2 separate regions of the Homo sapiens genome follow, and region 1 is linked to region 2. A link is an interaction called in ENCODE POLR2A ChIA-PET data of the cell type or tissue named here. Cell type or tissue: OCI-LY7. All regions are shown on one strand. Links, peaks and the distances in the headings refer to the core of each region. The heading gives the core; the rest is flanking DNA. Region 1 overlaps ANKRD17 (ankyrin repeat domain 17). Region 2 overlaps ANKRD17 (ankyrin repeat domain 17).

The links. Peaks named below come from ENCODE experiments on the same cell type or tissue, not always from the same donor. Only the 100,000 strongest peaks of a DNase experiment are listed, where the experiment ranks them.
Region 1: POLR2A ChIA-PET joins it to region 2 with 6 read pairs; 3 of 35 experiments call an interaction of 5 or more read pairs at or near these places.

Annotation. Positions count from the first base shown.
Region 1 is chr4:73,184,280-73,189,673 of GRCh38, forward strand. All of the region lies in intron 1 of ANKRD17 (ankyrin repeat domain 17), which reads right to left. Among named protein-coding and RNA genes, the nearest start is that of ANKRD17, 72 kb to the right of the region's middle. In OCI-LY7, for the core only: no CTCF peak of the experiment used is centred there; a DNase peak (open chromatin) is centred at 3,232; H3K4me3 peaks cover 358 bases; H3K27ac peaks cover 902 bases.
Region 2 is chr4:73,086,315-73,091,708 of GRCh38, forward strand. ANKRD17 (ankyrin repeat domain 17) reads right to left here. Exons shown (of 34, transcript NM_032217.5): 29 at 4,353-5,394. Among named protein-coding and RNA genes, the nearest start is that of COX18, 19 kb to the left of the region's middle. In OCI-LY7, for the core only: no CTCF peak of the experiment used is centred there; no DNase peak of the experiment used is centred there; H3K4me3 peaks cover 86 bases; H3K27ac peaks cover 200 bases.

The DNA of each region.
Region 1 (5,394 bases), core at 275-5,274, 98 kb after region 2:
GCATTTTGGGAGGCCAAGGCGGGCAGATCACCTGAGGTCAGGAGTTCGAGACCAGCCTGGCCAACATGGTGAAAGCCTATTGCTATTTAAAATACAAAAATTAGCCAGGTGTTGTGGCAGGTGCCTGTAATCCTAGCTACTCAGGAGGCTGAGACAGGAGAATCACTTGAATCTGGGAGGCAGAGGTTGCTGTGAGCCAAGATAGCGCCATTGCACCCAGCCTGAGGGACAAGAGCTAGACTTCCTCTCAAAAAAAAAAAAAAAAAAAAAAAAAGAAAAGAAAACTAGTATATTTTAATTAACTGATACCATACATACAAACTCCAACTTAACAAATAACTACAAATTACATACTAAGTGCAAAGCAGTAGGCTACTCATTGGATTATACAAACACAAAAATAATTTTGTTATAATCAATACCTTCCATAAATACACAATAAAGAAAGGCAACTCTATGTGCAAATAACTATCAAACAAGTTTGAAAGAAGTACTAAACAGATACTAATACAGTGATTGTGCAGAGAAATGAGAAAACAATTATGAATGAGAGTGCTAAAAGCAATGATGCTTCAGGAAGATGGCGCCTTTCAATACTGTGCTGCGTTCAGAATTTATATTAAGTTACTGAAGGATTTAAGCATTAAGGCAAATAACTGGTAAAATAAAGATAATTAGAGACCATGTTAAAGATCATTTTAGACAGCTGTGACACCAGAGACAAAACAACCAATTACGAACTTAAGTAAAACAAATGCATTATGTGAGGTGAAGATGGAAAAAAGGGCCAGTCTCTAAGCATAAACATACTTTATAAAAGTAAAATGCTGGCAACCGCAAAATTTAGACTTCTTTACATTCAACACTAACCCCATCCCCCATCTGATGTTTTCCGAAGAAAAAATAATAATAAATAAAAAATATTTAAAAAATAAATAAAAAATATTTATTATTGTTTTTGTTGTTCTGGAAAATACCCTATTTATCAATGAATCTCAAAAGCTGGTAATAAATAAAAATATTTATTATTGTTTTTGTTGTTCTGGAAAATACTCTATTTATCACTGAATCTCAAAAGCTGGTAATCTGAATTTTAAACCAGTAATCTACATTTCAGAAAAGGTGTTCTAAATTTTGACTATATTATAAAAGCATTTTAAAACAAATAATCCCCACACTTATTCCAGGAAAAGAAGTTATCTTCAGTCAAAAATTTACCATACTTAAAATTTTAAGATCTCTTAATAAATCCAGTCAATGCAGAAAAATCCCTCCAAAAAGATTTTATATTTTTTCTAAATTTTTCTTTTAGTAAGTGTCAATGATTGATTTTTAGGACCAATTTAGACATTTCAGTAACATAAAATGGGTTTACAGACATAAATCCATAACTAACACCACTTTGGCTACAAAAAATAAAAGTTCATTAGAAATGACTTACGGCTATCATTATGGGATGAATTATATAACTCATACATATAAAACATATTCACTGATATTCAAAGCACAGGCTATGTGAACATAATTGAAGGCAACAACAGTCTTAATTTTGGTTTTATCAATATGAAATACATTTTACATATGAATACATATTTTAAAAACTGAATATTAAAAAGTGAATAGAAAAATTAAGAAACTTGAGTTTATGATCATTTTATGACAGTGACTGAATAAATTCTTAATTTATTAAGAAATTATAATAATTTCTGGCTCTCAAGTAAGCCTGGAAAAATATGGCTATCTGCTCTTATAGTTCTTTGAATACTGATAAGCAGATTTACACATAAAATAAGAAATAAGAAGTATTCATAATTGTAAAGTCATCACAATTTAGTCTCTTCTGAACATGACCCAGAAATAATTCCTTTTGTCTGTATTTTTTATAGTCTTAAATAAGGGTAAACTTTGATAAAATACCACAATTCTTAATGGGGTAAATTATTCCAAAATTAATACAATTCAAATATTTTTTCTATACATACAAAGACAAAATCTTCAGTAATGTCACAGAACACTAATCCAAGTATAAGACTGAAATTTGAAAAGTTGAAAGAAAATAAAAACCCACTTAAAGAAATAAAATCTTTCTTGTAAAAAGAATGGTCAATGATTCATTATGGTATTCTGAGATTATAGTAAATAAAACTAAAGTGAACCTCATTAAAGATAATTTACCTTTCAAAAAGTCTATTTACAGAATAAACCACTGATCTATTCTTATATTTTTTCATTCATACTTGTCTATCAATTTGACAAATATTAAGCAGCTACTATAATCTAGGAATCAGTGATATAACAGTTAACACAGCTTTGTTCTATAGCACTTTCGTAAAACGTGACTTCTTATGCTTCAAACTGCTATTTGCCTGCAACAATTGAGTATGACATTACTAACAATTCAATATAAAATTTTTAACATAAACTTTACAAAGTGGACAAATTATGAATATTTCAAATAAGACAAAGTTCTATGGAATTCTCAAATCTAGAGTTTCTAAGTGGTTTTTCTGTAACAGAATTAAAGTTATATGGTTTGTCAAAAATTCTCCCAAAATTACTTATCAATAGTAGGATGCAATTCAATTATGAATTTAGCCTGCTCCAGGAATTATCATTTATCAATTATTGTAAAAGCAGCTGCAGAATATAAATATTCTTATAAGATGGCTTTACAACACACACAGATACACACACACACATATATACACACCACAAAACCTGTAGTCATAAGCCTGGTGACATTTCAAACTTCTAAGGATATAAAGTCTAGAAAACTTCCAGGATGGTAGCAGTGGGGACCTGTTAGGGGTCAGACTGACATCAGACTTCCTAAATACAGCACCAGATGCTAGAAGATATCTGTGCAATTAAAAGTTCTGATGAACAGTTTGAAAGTAAAATTCCAAACTGTATAATGAAATTTTTTTAGGTATGTAAACACTATGAAATTTAAAAGCCACAAACATTTTCTGAATTTAGAGAAAATATTACTTCAAGAAGAAAAACCCATCCAAGAAAGGGGCAGCCTTGGAATTGCAAGACTAAGCAGCTAGAAAAGAAACCAGTATAATACAACGTATTTTTAATATCTCAGGTAATTCTTAATATATGATTCACTAAAGTTATAAAAGTGGAAGTGAGACAGGAAAATGGGGTCTGTTGGCAGGGAACATAAGGCCGAGTCACATTTCGGCTGTAACAGGAAATATCCTCTCTGTTAGAGTATATGCCATAAATGACTTTGTAACTTTACTTCATCTCCTCCATTTACATAGGACATACTGAAGTAACCAATGGAATCCTCTAGAGGGGACTTAAACTCTCAAAAATTCTGTAAGGAGGCCTTTGAGCACCAATGCTTGGGCCTGCTCCCACACTGTTGAGTGTACTTCCATTTTCAATAAATCCCGTCATTCCTTCCTTGCTTTGTTTGTGTGTTTTGTCCAATTCTTTGTTCCAGATGCCAAGAACCTGGACATCCTCCACTGTTAACAGAAGTATATAACATAAATATATCACAAAGATTTCTGATTATTTTGAAAATATGAAAGCCAGGATTCAAATGAAATAATGCCAAAAGCCTATGTTCTAGGGCAGTGCTCCCCAACCTTTTTGACACCAGAGACCAGTTTCATGGAAGACCATTTTTCCAGGGGCAGGATAAAGAGGATTTAGAAATAGAAGTAATTAACTGTAATACTTATATTTCATAGTGAACTAGAACTTAGTATATCACAAACAGAGAAAAGTCTTTAAAAACAAAAACCTGATCATATCTTAAGCAAAACAGAAAATCTCAACACATTTCAAAATGAAGAAATTATACAAGGGCACATTCTTGGTCCATAAAGTTGAAAGAAACTAAAACTTAGCTATAAGATGACGACACTACTTTAAAATTTAAAAAGAAAAGGAAAAAAAAAGCCTACTATTAACTCTCAGAATACAGAGTAAATGAAAAATAAAATTATAAGCATATTATTTCATATGGGATTTAGCCATAGCGATCTTTAAAGAAAAATTTAGGCCAGGTATGGTGGCTCACACCTGTAATCCCAGCATTTTGGGAGGCCAAGGTAGGCGGATCATGAGGTCAGGGGTTCGAGACCAGCCTGGCCAATATGGTGACTCCTCATCTCTACTAAAAATATAAAAATTAGCCGGGCATGGTGGTATGCGCCTGTAGTCCCCGCTACTCAGGAGGCTGAGGCAGAAGAATTGCTTGAACCCGGGAGGCAGAGGCTGCAGTGAGCCGAGATTGTGCCACTGCACTCCAGCCTGGGCGACAGAGTGAGACTCCGTCTAAAAAAAACAAAAAAGAAAAGAAAAATTTAGAGCTTGAAATGTATTAAATTCATTAGAACCTGAGATTTAAAATAAATAAATGAAAAGCTTCAAAATAGAATACAAATCAAAATGCATCAACATAATTTATAATGAAAAAACAAAAATGAGAAAATTGAGAAGAGGTAAAAGTTTCATTAATAAAACCAAACACAGTTTCTTGGGTAAAGTCTAGAAAGAGGATATAAGCCTTTGGCGAGAATGATTATGAAAAATGAGAGACAGAGAAAAATATAAGGAGTTATTAAAGTCAGAAAGTTGAGCACATCTATGAATCAATAAATCTAAAAGTCTTAAACAAAATGGATGGTTTTCTAGAAAGAAAGATAATCAAAATTAACTCAAGAAATGGTAGACAACCTAAGTAGAATATGTCCACTGAAGCAACGTCAATGACAGATAAATCTAACCCTTCAAAACGGCACCTAAACCCAAATGAATTTAGAGGCAACTTCTATCAAAATTACATAGCATTATTATAACATTTAAGGAATAGAGCACTACTTTTTTATTTACAAGGCCCAGAAAACAGATGGAAAAACTCTCTAGTTCATTATAGATAGCCAATTAACAAACCTAAACGAGATAACAACAACAACAACAAAAACCCAATAGCAAATTAAATTTAGTAGTAGTATAAAAGACAACTACAAGAAAGGGGATAATAGAGAACACTAAGAAATATAATCCTTTCTTTTTTCTGTTTCTCTGTCACAAATCTCACACACACACAAATAAAATTAATCATACATATACGGTGATATTCCTCTGCCTGGAATGTTTTTTTTTTTTTTTTTTTTGAAACGGAGTCCCACTCTGTTGGAGTGCAGTGGCGCCATCTTGGTTCACTGCAACCTCCATTTCCTGGGTTCAAGCTATTTTCCCACCTCAGCCTCCTGAGCAGCTGGGACTACAGGCGGTCACCACCATGCCTGGCTACCATTCCGCCCCCTCAGCCACCCAAAGTGCTGGCATTACAGGCGTGAGCCATCGCACTCAGCTGTCTGGAATGCTTTTCCCAACCCTTTCGTTCTTCAGGTCTTAGCTTAT
Region 2 (5,394 bases), core at 316-5,315:
TGTGAGAGAGAAAAAGAAGAGGAAGAATAAACGTTTACCTTTAGGGATTTTTAGATAACATTTTTTTTTAAATGTTTATTTTTAGGGATAAAGATAAAACATTTACTCTTCCTCTTCTTTTTCTCTCTTACAGGTACACATTTGTTTTTGAAATATGTTCATTAAAAAAGTATTACAAATGTTTACACACTAAACTATTACACAAGTAACCTATCTGATTTTAGTCTAACGGGTTAAAAATACAGAAAAAAAAGAAAGAAAATAATTGTCAACGATTTTTTTTTTTAATTTAGGAGACAGCTTTCTCTGTTGCTCAGGGTGGAATGCAGTGGCATGTGATCATAGCTCACGGTAGCCACAAACTCTTGGGCTCAAGCAACCCTCTTGCCTCAGCCTCCTGAGTATCTGGGGCTACAGGTGTTCACCATTACACCTAGCTATATTTTTGTTTTACCTTTTATTAGCTTTTATAGAACACATGTCAATATTGGATTTTATGCTTGAACCTGGGAGGCGGAGGTTGCAGTGAGCCTAGATTGTGCCACTGCACTCCAGCCTGGGCGTCCGAGTGAGACTCCATCTCAAAAAAAAAAAAAAAAAAAAAAATATATATATATATATATATATATATATATATATCTGTAGGATTTTAAATAGGTTTAAGGACCAAAGAGTTGTATAAAACTACAGGGCAAAAAAGGGCTGTAGATACAATTCTACAATGAAGAGATCTGATAATTACATACTAACCACACGGCCATGCTTTCCACAGCCAATACTGGAACAATTTATCATTTTTTCTTTTTTTTTAAGGAGACAGGAGATTGCTCTGTTGCTCATAGCTCACCCCAGCCTCCATCTACTGGGCTCAAGTGATCCTCCTGCCTCAGCCTCCCAAGTAGGTGGGATTACAGGTACATGCCACCACACCCAGCTTTTTTATTTATTTTTGTAGAGGCAAGGTCTCACAATGTTGCCCAGGCAGGTCTTAAATTTCTGGCCTCAAATGAGCCTCTTGTCTCAGTCTCCCAAAGTGTTGGGATTACAAGTGTGAGCCACCACATCCAGCCAATCTGTCATTGATAAAATGCAGTGTGAGGTTCAAAACATCACCTATATGATGCTCCTTCCTGAAATATTTGATCTGAATCTAATCATGGATTGACATAATCACTGAATTAAACTTGCCCACAGAGTCAATGTCAAGAATTACAGAGGAAGGCAGTAGAATACTTTAGACAGAGGGAGACCAAAGACACATAACAACCAAAAGTAATGTGTGAATCTTGATTGAGTCTTGGATCAAATGGCAAGGAAAAGAGACACACATAGTCAGAAAGAATATATTTGGGAAAATGGCATTTTATGTTGGGTGTTATTATCAAATTCATCCTCATTTTATTGGGTGCAGTAATAGTGGCATAGCTGTGAAGGCAAACATTGTGAAGATCCATATCAAAGTATTTAGGGGTAAAGTATCATGTTTGAAAGTTATCTTCTCATGATTTGACAAAAGATGGGGAAGAAAAGAAAATAGAGATAGGATAGAAAGGGGGAAAAGGAGGAAAGAAGGATGAAGAAGGGGAGAGACAGGTAAGACAAGACAAGAGAGGGGGAAGAAAAGGAAGCAGCAAAAGAGAGGAAAAAAAAGGAGGGAAGAAGGAAAAGGGGAGAGAGGAAGGGAGGGGAGTGAGGGAGAGAGTTTGAAAAGATGTTAACAAGCAGAGAATATATTAATAAATGTGGAAATACCAAGTATTTACTATGCTGCTTATTCTGTCCTTAGATCTTTATGTGACTTAAATAACTTTTCAAAATACAAACTATAAAAACAGATCTGAGTCTAAAATACAAATAATCAAATTATTTACATAAGAAAAGTTAAACAAAGGAAGAAAAATATGGAACACAAAATGAATTAGGAAGAAGTAGAGAGAAGTGAAAATTAGGATCTGAGAGAGGTTTAGGAGAAAATAAAAGGACATACTTCCTATGTAATAAAAGGAGTATCTTTAACTCAAAATGACCTGAATTAGGTAATTGACTTGTAAGTTAAACTTCAATGCTAATTTTGGCTCTCATCAACTATACACTCCCTAAAAACCTCACCTTTCTTACAGAGGTCTTTCTTCTATACCTTTTCAAAAAATAGGAATTTATTTTTTTGTTCTCTAAAGCTTAATTTTAGCCTTTCTGAATCCCACACCTAGATTATCACATTTTTGGAAAGGTAAAGTATTAAATTCCAACTACTATAAAAATCAAACTTAAAGCATTTCCTACGCACTGGCACATAATGATCTAAAATCTAATTATATTGATTCTATTGTTTTAATATAAAATAAATTATTTTTCATAGTACACATAAATATTTCAGTTGACTTTTAGCAAAGAATATTTACTGACCACCTTCATTAAATTTTATTTACATGTTACAGAAATAGGTAAAAATAACATTGAGTTCCCATTAAACTTGGAAATTTTTGTCCCGGAATGTCATATTTCCAATAACACAGATAACGAGTTGGCAACCAAGAGCCAAATACCAAATATTTTAGGCTTTGCAGGTCACATGGTCTCTGTCCCAGCTACTCAATTCTGTCATTGTAGCATAAAAGTAGCCTTATACAATATGCAAATGAATGGGCATTGCTGTGTTTCAGTAAAGCTTTCTCTACAAACACTGAAATTAAAATTTCATATTTTGTGTTGCATGTTTATTCTTTTTAAATTTTTTTTTTTTTTTTTGAGACAGGGTCTCCACCCAGGCTGGAATGCAGAGGTGTGATCTCAGCTCACTGTAACATCTGCCTCTAGGGCTCAAGTCATCCTTCCACCTCAGCCCCCCAAGTAGCTGGGACTACAGGTATGCACCACCATGCCCAGCTAATTTTTATATTTTTGTAGAGATGGGGTCTCCCCTTAAGCCCAGGCTGGTCTGGAACTCCTGGGCTTAAGCAATCGACCCACCTCAGCCTCCCAAAGTGCTGGGATTACGGGCACAAGCCACCGTGCCAAGCCTATTCTTAAAAAAAAAAATTTTTTTTTAAACATTTAAGAAATGTAAAAACAGGCAGCAGGCCAAATTTGGCCCATAGACCATAGTGTGTCCATCTCTTACGTGGACTATCTTTAATTACTTGAAATGCTTATATTAAAACCCAACAGCTTTAAATGGAAACTGGCATCCTGGATTAGATCCTACAATAGAAAAAGGATATTACTTGAAAAACTTGTGAAATCTGCCTAAAATCTGTAGTCTAGTTAGTAGTACTACACCAATATTAATTTTTTTAGTTTCGAAATGTATCATGGTTATGTAAGATGGTCACATGAAGGGAAGCTGAGGAATTATAGAATTCTTCTATAAATCTAAAAATATTTTAAAGTAAAAAGTTTTTTTTAAAAAAGCAATAGCTTACAATCAGGAGATCTTTGTATCTTCTACATATATCAGTGTTGCCCAGTAGAATTTTGGATAATAGAAATGTTCTAGATCTTTGCTGTCCAATATGGTAGCTACCAGCCACAAGTGTTTTTTAAGCACTTAAATATGGGTAGCCTAAGAAGCTAATTTTTTTATTTTTAAAATTTTCATTAATTTAAATTTAAAAAGTACACATGGTTATTGGCTACCATATCAGACTGTGTAGCTCTATTTTTAAAATTATTTTAGAAATAAAAAAGATAATGCGAAATGAAACCCAATTTTTTAAATCTGTTATTTTGTATTTGTAATAAATGTAAACTTTTGGTGACAGTACCTTATTAAATTAAAACATGAAAGACTTCTGAGAGAGAAAAACACGCCTAGGCCAGGAACTGTGGCTCACGCCTGTAATCCTAGCACTTTGGGAGGCCAAGGTGGGTGAATCACCTGAGGTTGAGAGTTCGAGACCAGCTTGGTCAACATGGTGAAACCCCATCTCTACTAAAAATACAAAAATCAGCCAGGCATGGTGGTGCACGTCTGTAATCCCAGCTACTCGGGAGGCTGAGGCAGGAGAATCACTTGAATCTGGGAGGCAGAGGTTGCGGTGAGCTGAGATCATGCCACTGCACTCCAGCCTGGGTGACAGAGCGAGACTCTGTCTCAAAAAGCAAACAAACAAAAAAACCCCGCCTGATCAGAAGACTTATTTATGGAAAATTAAATAAAAATCTATGGTAGCTTTTAAAAAGATTTTTAAAAATAACACCATACTAAACACAAACAACAGCATCTGAGTTAACTAAATCCAACAATCTTTGTCTATATCGTCCAGAGAATAAAAATATTAGAAAATGACCAAGAATTTTCACATCACTTGTGCAAATGAACAGCTGCAGAATCTCAGAAAATATAAACTCACCTGAGGGACTTGGAGCAGGTCTCTGTAATGGTGGTCTAAAACCTGGAGCTTTGGAAGTATCAGACTGATGTAAAGGATCTGAATTTGGCAAATATGAGGATTTTCCTGATAGCATAGATTCTGGTGTTGACTGAGATGAAACAACAGATCCTCCCCAGAAGGCATGAGCAGAAGTAGGGCTGTTTTCAAACAATGTGCTAAAGGGCCCAAATGGTAAGGGGGCACTGAAATTGGGAGCAATAGGCTTATTTGCTGGATGTACTGAATTCTGACAAGCACTTTGTGTACTTAAGGTCGAAGGTAGCTGGACAGAAGAGGGAACACTGTGAGGTCTTTTAATGTGATTGACACTGAGGACTGCAACAGATGAATTTTGCACTGAAGCTGAATTCTTGTGAGGGGCAGTTGTGCCATGAGGGGGTGGTCTAATAGCAGGGGTTTCCATTTTAGGAGTAGGCTGGGGGCATCCCATTGGTGTCTGAGGCATAGGGTAAGTCACTGGGGCAGTAGAAGGCACCGCCACTGGAGCAGAACTTGTTGCTAAAGGAGGAACAGTCATTCTAACTTCCGGGGGAGGAACCTGAGACTGCTGAAGAGGTGGTCTTGGTTCCTGAGAAACAGATCCCGGAGGTTGTTGCTGATTAGAATGAGCTGATGAACTCCCAGAAGAACTGCTGCTGTTTGGAGGTCTAGTGTTTGTTGTTTCTACTACTGGTGGACTACCTGCTTCCTGTTCGGAGGAAGATGCCACTTTATTTGGAGATGCTGATCCACAATCCAAAGGGCTGTTTCTAGAAACCCCTCCTGGCTGGGCTGGTGGTGATGGGGAAGATGGGGATGATACTGGATAGTGTTCTTTGGCAGTAGGCATAGGATATGTGGCATTTGTGGGTGCAGTGTTGTTGTTGCTTGCCGTGGTTGTGACTGTTGTTGTGGTGGCATTGGATGTCTTCACAACTGTGACAAAAAGCTGCCTTCGGACAGAAGGTGAACTTGGACTGCCATTTGTAGATGTACCAGGCACCGTTGAAGCTGATGAACT